Linked DNA regions of Homo sapiens: region 2 is linked to region 1. A link is a contact called in ENCODE Hi-C or POLR2A ChIA-PET data. All regions are on one chromosome and are shown on one strand. The core of a region is the stretch at or near the end of the contact, and the rest is flanking DNA. Distances in the headings are between cores, read along the strand shown. Region 1 has its middle 150 kb from the start of MIR223HG. Region 2 has its middle 12 kb from the start of MIR223HG.

Region 1 (7,227 bases), core at 963-3,462:
TCCTAATAAGAGTAAGTGTGAAGTGTTATGTCATTGTGGTTTTGATTTGTATTTCCTAATGATTAGTGATGTTTAGCATCTTTTCATGTGTTCATTGACCACTTGTATGTCATCATTGGAGAAATTTCTATTCAAGTTACTTGCCCATTTTTAATTGGGTTGTGTGTTGAATTATAAGAGTTCTTTATATATTCTAAATACGTGACCCTTATCAGATTTATTATTTGCAAATATTATCTCCCACTCTTAGGTTGTCTTTTCACTTTCTTGATAGTATCCTTTGAGGCACAAAGGTTTTTAATTTTAATTGAATTCAACTTATCTTTTTTTCCTTTTTAATCTTGTGCTTTTTGCGTCATATCTAAGAATCTATTGCCAAACCCAATTCATTAAGATTTACCCGTGTATTTTCTTTTAAGAGTTTCATAGTTTTAGCTTTTACATTTAGTTCTTTGATCTATTTTGAGTTAATTTTTGTATGTGGTTTGAGGTAGGGCCCCAAATTTATTCTTTTGTATGTGGCTATGTTGTTGCCTCGGCACCATTTGTTTAAAAGACTATGCTTGCCCATTAACATGTTTTGACAGTCTTATCAAAAATCAGTATTGAAGATATATGGGTTTATTTCTGGATTCTTAGTTGTAGTCCACTGATATATATGCCTATCCGTATACCAGAACCACATTGTTTGATTATTGTATCTTTGCAGTAAGTTTTGAAACCAGGAAGTGTGAGTCCTCCAATTTTGCTGTTCTTTTTAAAGATTGTTTTGGTTATTTGCAATTCCTTGAGATTTCATATAAATTTTCACATAGACTTTCCTATTTCTGCAAAAAACATCATTGAGATATTGACCATGATTGCATCGATACTATAGATCATTTTATAGTATTGACGTCTCGATAATATTAAAGTCTTCCAATCCATGAGCTTAAAATGTCTTTCCATTTATGTGTGTCTTTAATTTCTTTAGGCTATGTTTTGTAGTTTTTAGCATATAAGTCTTCTTTTTTTTTTTTTTTTTTTTTGAAACAGAGTCTTACTCTGTCACCCAGGCTGGAGTGCAGTAGCAAGATCTTGGCTCACCGCAACAGCAACCTCCACCTCCTGGGTTCAAGCAATTCTCCTAGCTCAGCCTCCCGAGTCGCTGGAATTACAGGTACACACCACCATGCCCAGTTAATTTTGTTGTTGTTGTATTTTTAGAAGAGACAGGGTTTCTCCATGTTGGCCAGTCTGGTCTCAAACTCCTGACCTCAAGTTATCCACCTGCCTTGACCTCCCAAAGTGCTGGGATTACAGGCATGAGCCACCGCACCCAGCCAGTGTATAACTCTTTAGCCTCTTTGGTTAAGTTTAATACTAATCATTTTCACTATTTTGAAATTTTTGTAGTTCTTACACTTTTGCTGTATGCAATGGAATCATTTGTCATTTTTCACAGGGTACATAAGTTTTTAAAATATATTTTTGACAATTCTGCTGTGTTCCTCTTCTGGTAAGGGGGTTCTCAAGTTACTTTTGGCTCCAGTTTCAGTTCTGACACTAATATCCTGTGTGGTCTCAGCCAGGCCCCCTTCTACTCTCTAGGCATAAATTTCCCTATGTACCATTAGGAGGTGAAGGGTGGCTTAGAACAGTGATTTTTTTTAAACATGTTTTGCTATTCCTAAGATGTGTTTCTGAGAATATGAAGGCCAGAGTGGGATGATCAATATATTATCGATATATTATCTGTTTAATATATTGTGCATATAATTTTGCTAAAAGAAATAATTTTTTCTTCAAAAATAGGAGGAATAGCTGAAATTTAAGACTCCTTCTAAGTCTGCAGTTCTGTATTCCTAAGCCAGTATGTGTGAGGAGGAGATGTGTGATGAAGAGGGTATAAACTGGATAAAGGGCAAATACTTTTGGGGAGGAAAGAAAGGGGAAAAGCAAGTGAAGAAAAATCAAGTGAATATACTTGCTTCCCGCCCCCTCCCTGAACACTCAGAGTTTTCAGGCCCTTAAGAACCATTCTATGGGCTCAGAAAGCATGACTTTAGCCTTCAGAAATACCCACAACAACATTCTTTTCTGGAAAGCCCCACCCCTGTAGCACCCTCTCTCACCATGACTACTGCTGCTGCTTGGCTGAAGACATAGATCACTGTAAGGCAAGCTACCACTAAACTTGTCTTTCACTGGCTTTATGACTTGGACTGGGTGTCTCTCATCTTAGGCATCATCTTGCCTAAGGTGTACCTCAGAAGTTAACCACAGCCCTAAACAGGCCCTGGATTGACCTTCAGTACAGGAAACAAAAAGCAAAGCAAGAAAACAGACATGAGCAGTACTATTCTGAGGTTTTCCTTAACTTGAAAATATGATTTAAAGAATACATACAGAAAAAGAACATGAACCATACAAGTAGCATTTGATAAATAACTATGAAGCAAAACACTTGCATAACCACGACCAGGTCAAGAAATAAAACAATACCAACACCTCAACATTACCTCATGTGCTCCTCCCTATTTCCCTCTCCATCTTTCCCCACTAGAGGTAACTACTATCCTAGTTTTTACAGTAATCATTTCTTTGCTATTCTTTATAATTTTACACCATAAATAGGCAATGTGTTTCCTTATTCTTCTCTCCCTTTGGCCTATAGTAGTTAAAAGCCCAAGCCTTGAAAAAGATGGTCTGAAAGTCTGTTTTTGCTATCTATTAGCTGTGTGGCCTTGGGAAAGTTACTTTTCTTTGTATGTTAGATTTCATACCTAACAGGCTAATAATTGTATATTGTACAATTACAATTGTACAATTCTAATGAGGCTCTGACGAACGGATTGAAATAAATTAGAAAATTACTTGGTACATAGCTTGTGCTCGTTAATACTTAGCTATTACTGTTATTCCAACAAAGTGGAAAGGAAAGTATGTTCTTCTCAGAGGAGGGTGCTAGGACATGGAAGGCATCAAAGGGGTGGCAGGAGAGCTACCAGGTTCCTGCCTAAAGGCCTCATTCTCCCACAGAAAATTAAGCTGACCATAAAACACTTTCAAAGTGGCAGTAGTGCCATAAGAAGTTATCATACTAAGAGTGACAGTAGCACCAGCAACTGCAGTGATACCAGGAGTGTCAGTGGCCCAAGCAGCTCTAAGATCATAAATACTAGTGGAAACTCCATTGCTAGTGAAATCATAGTAGCCATTGAGAACACAAGCAGCAGCAACATCAACAATGCCAGCATAGAAGCAAGCACCAATGCAGACATGAGCGTCAGTGAAGGGGTGGGCACCTGCAGAATTGAGACTGGCAGCAAAACTGCAAGTGCAGCCAATACTATGATCTTCAATGAAGACATCAGTGTCAATCATAGCTGAGTGTCAATGAAGGCTTGAACACCTTCAGGAGCTTGAGCCTGAGCACATTTGGGAGTCTGAGTTCCAGTGGGTGTCTGAGTTCCAGTGGGAGTGAGAGTGGCAAACAGCAGTCCACTATTTTGGTCCTCAACCAGTCATACTGTATCTCCAGGTGAGTACCATGCTTGTCCCTACCTCCTGCACCCTGACTTCCCTGCTTACAGGTCTGTCCAAAGGAGCCCAAGAAATGAAAGCCCAGGTGAGTAGAAAAACATCATAGGAAAGGCAGCTTGGGAGGGTTTGAAGAAGCAGGGGATTAAGCATTTTCACAGATAATATGCAGTGAAATTTACCAAAATCCTCAGAGAAGTTAGGGCAGAAAGAATCCTCCTTCTTTGCTTGCCCCTAAGCACCCTGGCAGCTTCCCACATGAGGAAGATACTGGAGATTTTTGCTTTGTTTTGACTCATACTAGGACCATCTAACCTAGGTAGAAGGAAAGGCCAACTTGGGAAGAAAGATAATTGTTTTTAGGACCCCTTTCCATCAGCACCAGCTGCCAGCCATTGTTCATGAATAGGAATGTGGAAACCATGCCTCTCCCCACTCCATATTTCAGGACTCTTTCAATGCCCATGAGTAGAGCTCTAGCTCTTTCTCCTTTTTATTCTCCATCTATTACAGTACCCTTACCTACCTAATTTCAGATCCATGCCTACATGGGTTCTTTTTCTGATAATCTCAACTTACTGAGCCCTGGGCTGGGCACCAGTGGTTCCAACCCTTTCCATGCTTTGGGAACCTTAAAATCAGGGATGCAAGCTGAGTGCAGTTGCTCACACCTGTAATCCCCACTGCTCAGGATGCTGAGGCAGGAGGATCATTCAACCCCAGGAGTTTCAGGTTGCAGTGAGCTATGATCACATCACTGCACTCCAGCCCGAGTGACAAAACAAGACCCTTTCTCTAAAGAAAAAAGAAAGTTACAAGTGCTAGAGACAGATTGCCGGGGTTTGCATCCTGGTTCCATCACTAAACACAATGTGAGACTTGGGGCAAGTTATGGGGGTGATAATAGTATCTAGCTTATGAGGTTTAATGAATTTTTAAAAATCAGGGCCCCAAGAGTCTAAAGAAGAGAAAGCCCAGCAAGAAAAAGACCCCGTGTTGGGAGAGGAAGAATAAACTATTTGTATGTAGGAGTACCAGGGAGGGCTTTAACATGACAATTGAACTGGGTGGCAAATGATTAGGCATTTACTAGGTGGGAGCAGATAGGCATACCAGGCTGATGAACTACTATGAGCAATGGCCAAGAGGCATGAACCAAGCACATCATGTTCAAAGAAAAGTGAGGAGCTGGAATACAAGATACAAGGGGGCAAAGGGCAGGAGATAAATCAGGAAAAGCAGAATAGGGCCCAGCAAAGGAGCTTGGGCTTTATCCTGTAAACAAAGAGGAGCTATTGAGGGATTTTGAACTGGAGAGAGGCATGATCAGAATTGAGGTTTAGAAAGAGGATGGAAATGCATCTGAAACAATCAACAACGTGGTCTCTAGGTGAGGTTGTCTGCAGTGTTTATCTCACCAGTTCATGACATATGGATTTTTCATTTCCCATCTCACCTCTCCCAGGGACCAACTCTGGGAGGCCAGTTAGCCAGACAATGCGGCTCTGATGGGAACTCTCCATGGGCCCAGTCCACCTTCGTCACGGATGATGAGACTGAACTGAACAATGGTACACAGATCCAGTGAAGACGCCTTATTCTCAACAATGATAAGAGTATCATTGTTGAGAATAATGATACTCTTGTCATTGTTGAGAATCGTACCATTATTGCCAAGCCTAAGTAGGATACTTCTGGTCCCCAGGATGGTGGAATTGGGCAGGGATGGGGGAGGATGGAATGGTTCCTTCTATAGGAGGCCTTTGCAGTAAGGCAAAGCTGCTTATGGGAGCCCTTCGATAGTCCAGTAGGTCAAATTTTCCATCTCTTTTGTGTCTAGAATACAGATACCACTCCATTTTAGCCAGGGAAGTTACAGAGGGAAACCTAACACCTAAGACAGAAGAAGAGGCACAATTCCAGGCACTCATCAGGATGGGAGAGGGAAGTTAACAAGCAGAAAGCCACCTTTTAGCCCAAGACCCCAAGGCCCATCCCAGGGTCCATGGGAAGTAGGGAGCAGACTCCTTTCTGCCGACTCAGACTGACCTGCCATGGGCATAAATCCTAGGTCCACCAACCTGAAACTTAAGAAGCGGTGCGTCTGAGTGAGGTGTGGTTTGCCTCCTGCCTAGGAGAAGAGACAGTGAAGGAGATCTGTGCAGACACCTGTTTCATGATCAGTTGGCATACAACCAACATTGTGGTCGTCTTCTGGTAAGGCAGTCATGAGAGTTACCTTTTCTTCTGTATTATCCATTCCTTCTTACCTTATCTCTTCTTTTAAAATTCTTGTGAAATTATTTTTTACCAAATTGTGAAATATAAACCGTCATCCCTCAATGTCTGCAAGGTATGAACACTTATTGAACATTCTGTCCTGCCATGTCTGGATTTTAGGAATTACAGGCACCAGAAAAGACACAGAGATAAAAGGAAAAAAAAAATGAAAAAAATTGCACTGATAGCTGGTTTTGAAAGGCTACACAGACTTTCTTCATGTACCCACACCTAATTTATTGAGTGGCCACCAAGGCTGTTTACTTAGTGGATGTTTAATAAATACTTTTAGGAAATTAAAAACTGAAACAGCCATACACTGAGACCCAGAAATGCAGTCTCACATGTGAATACACAGACCTACTCTATACGCTGCTGCTTAACAAACCCATGTGAGCCCAACCACCTCAGTGCCTTCTCACGCACACTTGCATTGTACATATATCCATACTTATGCTTACACATACACACTTGTAGATGCACACATCTCTGTTTCTACATACCCATACATGCCCATTTATATTTTTCTCATACATTATTCCCACAATAACTCATATTCCTACATATACCATGCTGCTACGCTGACCCACACACATGCCTCTCCATCAATGCCCACGCACATTCACCCACATGTACATGCAATCACATATACATATTCTTCTGCTTATATACACACCATATCCAACACATACTAACTCACATTTTACACACACTCACATTTCATGCATGTGTACATTTCCACACACACACTTACACATATACACCTGTATTTATAGGCGCGGCCACACTCCTAGACATACCCGTGCTCATGTACTTACATACACCTGTGATCACATTCCCTACACCTACACATACCTATGGTCATCTACACACTCACACCTGAGTTTTTTCTATTTATTACACACACATACACATTTCCATGGACAAGCACATTCACATAATTAGTTCTACATACAGACTCATGCCCAAGGTTTCTCTTTTGTTTTCTTGCTCCTTAAGAAGAAATTATCTCAAAAGAGGAAAGTTACTCATCACTCCTCTCCGTGCTCTTTCTTAGATAACCATTCTAGTTTTGTGTGTGTATATTGTCATTATTTCCTGAAAAAACAAGAATTGCTGGTTTCCTGCTCTGTGCTGGTAAGTTGTTTCCTCCTTTCCCTCTCCCCTTCTCAGTCTCTACCTCAAGTTCACCTCAAAGTGGGATCGGCCAGGCCAGTTTTCTTCAGGTGCCATACTCCGAGTGGTGCATTACTTTTCTGATCTAGGCACTCTCACAGGACCCTTCACTACAAAGCCAGAAAGGTCTTTGCAATCCCTCACTCTGCTCCAGTTAGCCCTTGATATACTATGTAAGAGAAAATAAATAAATGCTGGCTCTTTAGGGTTTTTATTAATAGAAAAGATAATTCCACAACCCCCTAAAGA
Region 2 (6,435 bases), core at 1-2,500, 140 kb before region 1:
ATTAATATTAATTATACTATATTTATATTACTAGTTACCTAATTTTTCATTATTATAATGAATATGATTATTTGTTGTACATAACATAGTGATACTATGTAATATATAATATATATATCACTATATACTATAATTTATAGTGATATTATAAACATTATTTATATTATATATATATATACATATATATATATATATATACATATATATATATATATATATATATATACTCACCTAACATGTGAAAAAAGCTTTCTAAACTGCAAAGTGATAATACAACTGTGAGGGATGAATTTTCTCATTTGTCTAGGGATTTCTTTTGACCTGTTTTGGACCTCCATGGGTGGCCCTCAATGAAGGTTTCTTTGAGACTGGACCTGAACCTGAATCTGAGTCCCCTTGGGATTTGTAGGGCGACCTGCTGGTGCACTTATTGGTACAAAGTAGATATAATCTATCGCTGACAAGGAAAGATATATTTTGGAGCCTGGAACTACCTCTAACCATATATTAAGCTCATTTGCCTCAGCCACTAGTGATAAAAGATGTCTTAGAAGCTGCCTGGCTTATCTGCAAATCTTGGCACTGGAGGCCGACAGAAAAGGGGAAGAAGCTCTATGGGTCTCTCTAGCAACCTTGACTATCCAGGAGATGATCAGTTCTTGGACATTGTGGCATAAATTCCCAGCATACACAAACTTTCCCATCTTCTCATTATCTCATTATCTCCAGCAGGACTGGAGACTCCAGTACACTGTGTTGATAGGGCTAGGGAACCAGAGGAAGTGGGGGAAGAGAGACAACAGTTGAAGAAAGGCTACTCTGTCCCAAGCTAGATGCTTTATGTACATCCGCTTATGTAATCTTCATAACAACTCTACAAGGTGAGAATTGTCGTATCTTTCACTGATAAGGAAATTGAATCTCAGAGTGCTCAAATGACTTACTTCAAGTAATTTATTAATCAGCTAAGCTGGAGTTCAAACCAATTATTTTTCTACTGTCTTCCATACCACATGCCACTTGGAAGGTCCATTTTAATGTCTTTCGCTGTCTTCAGGCTGGAACATATCAATTTTTACTCCAAAGCAGGAGAATTATATCTAAGTTTTGGGGATCACAAATAAGGAAATTCTCTCACTTCTCTTCACATGAACTGGTGCTCCTCTGGCAGGAAGTTGAACCTCCCATCTAATCTGAACCAGGCCTATTGTGGTTTAAGTCAACTTCCTCTTCCTTTATCCTACTTTTCTTCTGAACATTCTTCTCTGAGCTGCAAGCTGCAGCCTGAAACCTCTCAGGAACCTCTCATTTTACCCCTAAGCTAAGCAAAGGGGTTTTAGAACTGGAATCTACTACTCCACTTCACTTGCTTCTTACTACTCCATTGGCTCTGTTCTCACAAAGATCATCAACCAAATAGCCTGTTCTCAGACACTGTCCTGTTTTGTCCCTCATCTGTTGATCTCTGAGCCTGTACATATAATCACATCTTAACCAAATTTAAAAAAAAAATCTTTCTAGTGACCACCACATCATTCTTCAGATCACTCTAAAAAGTAGGTTCCATAGATTACCTCACTGTTTAACCTCCTAATCTACCATAATTTAGCTTTTTGTCTTTATTCTCATTTCTGCACTAACCTTGGTAACTGTTGTCACAAAATTACCATGAACTCTTAATCAACAAAACCAAAAGCCTCTCTACTAGCCCTCACTCCCTTCAATGTCTCTGCAACAGGTGACTGTCAGCCATTTCTTCTTTCCTAAAACCTGTCATCAAATGGTTTAGAGAATACCCTCCCTCTCCAGACTGAATTTGATCACCAGAACCACAGAAGTATGGTTCAGATGAGATGTAAAGATCAAATTCATGCCAGAGGATCATAGCCAATTGCAGAGACTGTCTTCTCCATTTGTGTCCCTGATACCTAGCAGAACACCTGATCCCAATAGTGCTCAGTGAGAATTGTTGAATTTACCTATACTCCTCTGATTCACCTATCTTCCTAACCATTCTCTTTGGTTCTCTTAACGACGTCTCTTTCTTTCCTGTTCTTTATTAAATGTGTTTCCAAATACTCTGTACTTTTGTCTTTTTGTTGTGTCTCTGCACACTTCCTTACTCTCTTTCTATCTTCCCTACCTCCAGATCAGTAGATTCAATCTAATATTGAACATATCTCCCTGAATGTCTAAGTCCTCATGCCCTAGACCCTACACCTCAAACAAACTTGGTCATAATACTGTGTTTCTTATCTCCATGGAGAAAATCCAAGTTAGAAATATCAATCATCGTTGATCATCATTATATATTTTTACTAATATTCTGATTATAACACTTATGACCTTAAAGTGTGATATTTTTTGTCCATGCCTTTTTCTCATGAGTAGCCTGTAGTTCCCTCAAGAAAAAGTATCTCTGTTTAAATTGATTTCTGTATCACCAGTGTTTGGCACATAGTAAGGGGCCTTAGTGTTAGCAATTGTTAGCTAAATTAATAAAGGGTGATGAGGTCAGCTCCCAGAGTGCTTGTATTTGAGGAAGAGAATGATTTTGTTCCTAATGATGAAGAAGAATATAGAAAAAAAAAGATGAAAATGATGTTCATTTTCATCCAGGAATGTTTTTATCCTTAAAGTTTGATATTTATTGCCAGGATGATCTTTTAATAACACAACTCTAGTGGTGTTATTGCACTGCTCAGAAAAGATGAGTGGCTCTTCATTGTTTTAAGCTTAAAGTTCAAAATTTGTCAGCTAAGTGATCAGGATCTTTCACAATCTGTACACAGCCTATGTCTTCACTGTTCTCTTCCCATCCTATATTCTGACTACTGCATGCCCTATATTCTAGTATACCTCCAGCCTTTACACATGCCTCTCTGTGGACCTGGAAAGCTTCCTATTCCCTTCACATCTATTCTGTCAGGAGACCTTGTGTTTCTTCTTCAGACCCAGCTCAATTGTCATCTCCTCTGGGAAACCTCTTTTAATTGTCCTAGACAAATTCTTCTGTGCGTTGTATGCACCTAAATTACAGCCTGATTACATTGTATTTAGAATACCTGTTTACATAGTTACAAAGTGTGCTCTACCAGGCACTGGCTTTAACTTAATAATTTTTGGATTCCCAGATCCTAGGTTAAGTTCTAACATGAAGTAGCTTTTCTGTAAATGTTGGTTAAATCTGACTAAAATGCCTGCTGAAATAAATATTAATATTTGTGCTATATAATCTGACTCCATCTTGACTTATGGATACTTTCCACACATGTTAAGTCCACAACTCCAATTCTGCCCGAGTTAAAATCTCTTCAGATGGCAGGGGTGAGTCATTTCTTAGGCTCCATACCTAGAACACAGTAGGCTTTTAGTGAACCATTTGAAATCAAGATGTGTTTGGAGGTGAACATAGGCCAGCACAGCAATCGGGTTGATGAGTAATGTCTTCTTTTTTTTTTTTTTTTTTTGAGGTGGAGTCTTGCTCTGTTGCCCAGGCTGGAGTGCCATGGTGCAATCTCAGCTAACTGCAACCTCTGTCTCCTGGGTTCAAGCAATTCTCCTGCCTCAGCCTCCCCAGTAGCTGGGATTACAGATGTGTGCCACCATGCCGGCTAATTTCTGTATTTTTAGTACAGACGGGATTTCACCATGTTGGCCACGCTGGTCTCGAACTCCTGACCTCATGATCTGCCCACCTCGGCCTCCCAAAGTGCTAGGATTACAGGTGTTAGCCACCCCGCCCAGCCAGTAATGTCTTCTAAACCTCTGTTTTCTTCCTATGGACATAATGAGACAAAATTTGAATAGAGAAAAACACAATTGCAACCAGGGTTGCATTCCTGTCACCTTAGGTAAGGAAGAAGAGGAAATGAAAATCAGAGAGGCGACAAAGCTGCGTGGGCTGGAGGGAGGAAATCTGTTGTAAATATCAAAAAGCGAAGCTGAAAATAAACCTCAGCCCTTTAGAGAATTACTAGTGAAGTTAAGTTCAATTGATTTAAAGATTGCTTTTCAGAGAGTTCATAAAACTCATGATCCTGAATTGAGGGTTGTTTGGGAAAAACCCCAAACCATTTTTTTCCTCTGCTTTCACATCAACACAACAATCAACATGGAAGATTTCTGCAGCCAAATGTGTGGGATAGTTTCCCCCACACACAAAGCAGCAGACACCAGCTGAGTGTCCTCTAATTCAATTCCAACACCATCTACCTAAAGATAGCCTCAGGTCTCACAAGTTGAGGGCTTATTTCCCAAGACTTCCCTTCACCAAAGACATCAGTCCCAAGTCCAGGCCTCCAGAACTTCTGACTGGGCAGTATCAAGCTGGGGTACCCATAACTCTCTTTTTGAGTTCAATTAATTTGCTAGAGTGGCTCACAGAACTCAGGGAAACACATTTACAGTTTTACTATAGAGAATATTACAAAGGGTACAGATAAAGAGATGCATATGGTGGGGTATGGAGGAAGTGGTGTGGAGCTTCCATACTCTCCCAGGGCACACCACTCTGCAGGAACCTTCACATCTTCAGCTATCCAGAAGCTCTCCAAACTCTGTCCTTTTGGGTTTTTATGGAGGCTTCATTACCTAAGCATGATTGACACTCATGTATAAATGTGATTGGATAAAAAGGGTATTATATCATACTAACAGACTGGGTCAGGGAAGCCAGCAAGGTTTATCTATTCAGATTCTTCTTGGCCTCTCTACACAGCATTCTTTCCTCCTAGGTATGAGTCAGGACCCTCTCTGGAATGAGGGTCTTAGGATCCACAATCAGATTAGAATGCTGCCTTGGACAAGTGAAAGGAGAGCAGGACAATATCAGAGAGAGAGAGATTCTGTTTTCTGAGGCCTGCTTCTGAGGCCTAAAGGAACTGTGGATGAAAACCTACACACACACACACACACACACATCTCTCACAGAGAGAGATTCTGTTTTCTGAGGCCTGCTTCTGAGGCCTAAAGGAACTGTGGATGAAAACCTACACACACACACACACACACACACACACACACACATCTCTCACAGAGGCCAAGAAAGAGACTACAAAATCTAGACATAGAATGTTGTAGGACAAGAGCCTGTGTAGGACCAGGTTATGACCTACACTTAGATCCTGGCTTTACCACTGATCCACTATGGAAAATTAGACAAGTTTCTTCCCTTCTCTGGGCTTCTCTGGGCTTCAGTGTCCCCATGTGCAAAATAAAGGACTAAGCTTCTTTGCATAACAAAAGGAGTGAGATAGAAATGCCCTTCAAGGATATGGCTTACTTCTCAAGCAGAGACCTCTTACTATGGACCACACGGTTTAGTTTTACAGAACCCATGCAGTTCAGTTTTGAGAAGACACCTGGAGTTGACCTGATCATACTCCATGAACTGACCCATGCAAGTCAAACTCACAGAAAGCAGATATAACACAGAGAGGCTTTTTTGTTTGGTTTTGTTTTAATTCCAGAGCTAATATAACCCAAAAACAGCTGGGAATGCTCATGTTGGCTGAATAACAATCTCTGTCTTGCTTGGAAAAATATATTCTAAAAGCCAAATTAATCAGAAAGTTGCTTGATGAAAACATGGACAAGACAAAACAGATTAAATGAGCTTAACAAACTCTTCTTTTCCCCAAACCTCATCAACTAAGATGGGATGAAAGGAGGGGTCAGGGGCACCTCTTTCTTTTATCTGTCCTTTAGACACACCATGAACACAATGACCACTTTCAGTTCTTGTCACTGTTTTTTTTTCCAGTCTTCATGCAGAATCCCCACCTGCACTTCTGCGTTGTCTCTGCAGCTGAGTTAATCCTTTTGATGAGGCTTCTACAACTTATTTAACATTCAGTCAGATCTCTTGAAATTCCACCTTAATTAGATTTCTGATTTCTTCAAGGCCCTGTTCTTTCCTGCTTTGATTAGTGAGAGCTCTCGTTCCATTAAGAACTTCTCAGGATGCCTAATCTATTATATGGTGATTTTACTGGTTGAAATCTCAGGAGAAACTTCTGCTTCGGGTTGTGGGGAAAGGGGGAGGAGAATCTTACTTTGCTCCTACCCATATATACAAAGAGCTCTGCTTTCTCCCCTGGTAGAAATAGCACTGGGCTTGGGGGACTCTGGAAGTTTCAGAGGATTTCCAGATACACTTTCTTCCTTTTGAGGGAATCAATTTAAGGAGGTTGGTAACCAATGTGCTAGGTTCTTATCAAGATAAAATACTATTTCATGGGAAAAGCCTTTGGTCCTACTGAAATCCCTTCCATGGTAAAGAAGAGTTGGTGAGCCTACTAGTCAAAGAGGACAGGTTATCCTTTTTCCTTGCTTTTCCTTTCCTTTCCTTCTTCTACTTGTCCCTCTATCTTCTTTTCCTTCTTTCTTCTCTGTTTTTTTCTCTTCTTCCCTTCTTCACTTTCTCCTATCTTC

The links. A loop is a pair of places that touch in the nucleus more often than their neighbours do. ChIA-PET counts read pairs that join two places held with the same protein, here RNA polymerase II (POLR2A). Pooled maps may share reads with other maps.
Region 2: a loop to region 1 is called in a map with no recorded cell type, with 2.1 times the contacts of the local background. The contact joins two enhancer-like sites. A Hi-C loop is called at or near these places in 2 of 37 single-sample maps with no recorded cell type and 7 of 50 pooled maps. POLR2A ChIA-PET finds 5 or more read pairs at or near these places in 1 of 52 experiments (K562).

The regions. Positions count from the first base shown.
Region 1 is chrX:65,861,301-65,868,527 of GRCh38, reverse strand. No RefSeq gene overlaps it. Among named protein-coding and RNA genes, the nearest start is that of MIR223HG, 150 kb to the left of the region's middle. Within about 2 kb of position 2,212, at least 2 of the 41 ENCODE cell types and tissues checked have a DNase peak (open chromatin) inside an H3K27ac peak, as active enhancers do.
Region 2 is chrX:66,000,431-66,006,865 of GRCh38, reverse strand. No RefSeq gene overlaps it. Among named protein-coding and RNA genes, the nearest start is that of MIR223HG, 12 kb to the left of the region's middle. RefSeq lists a silencer at 505-799. Within about 2 kb of position 1,250, at least 5 of the 41 ENCODE cell types and tissues checked have a DNase peak (open chromatin) inside an H3K27ac peak, as active enhancers do.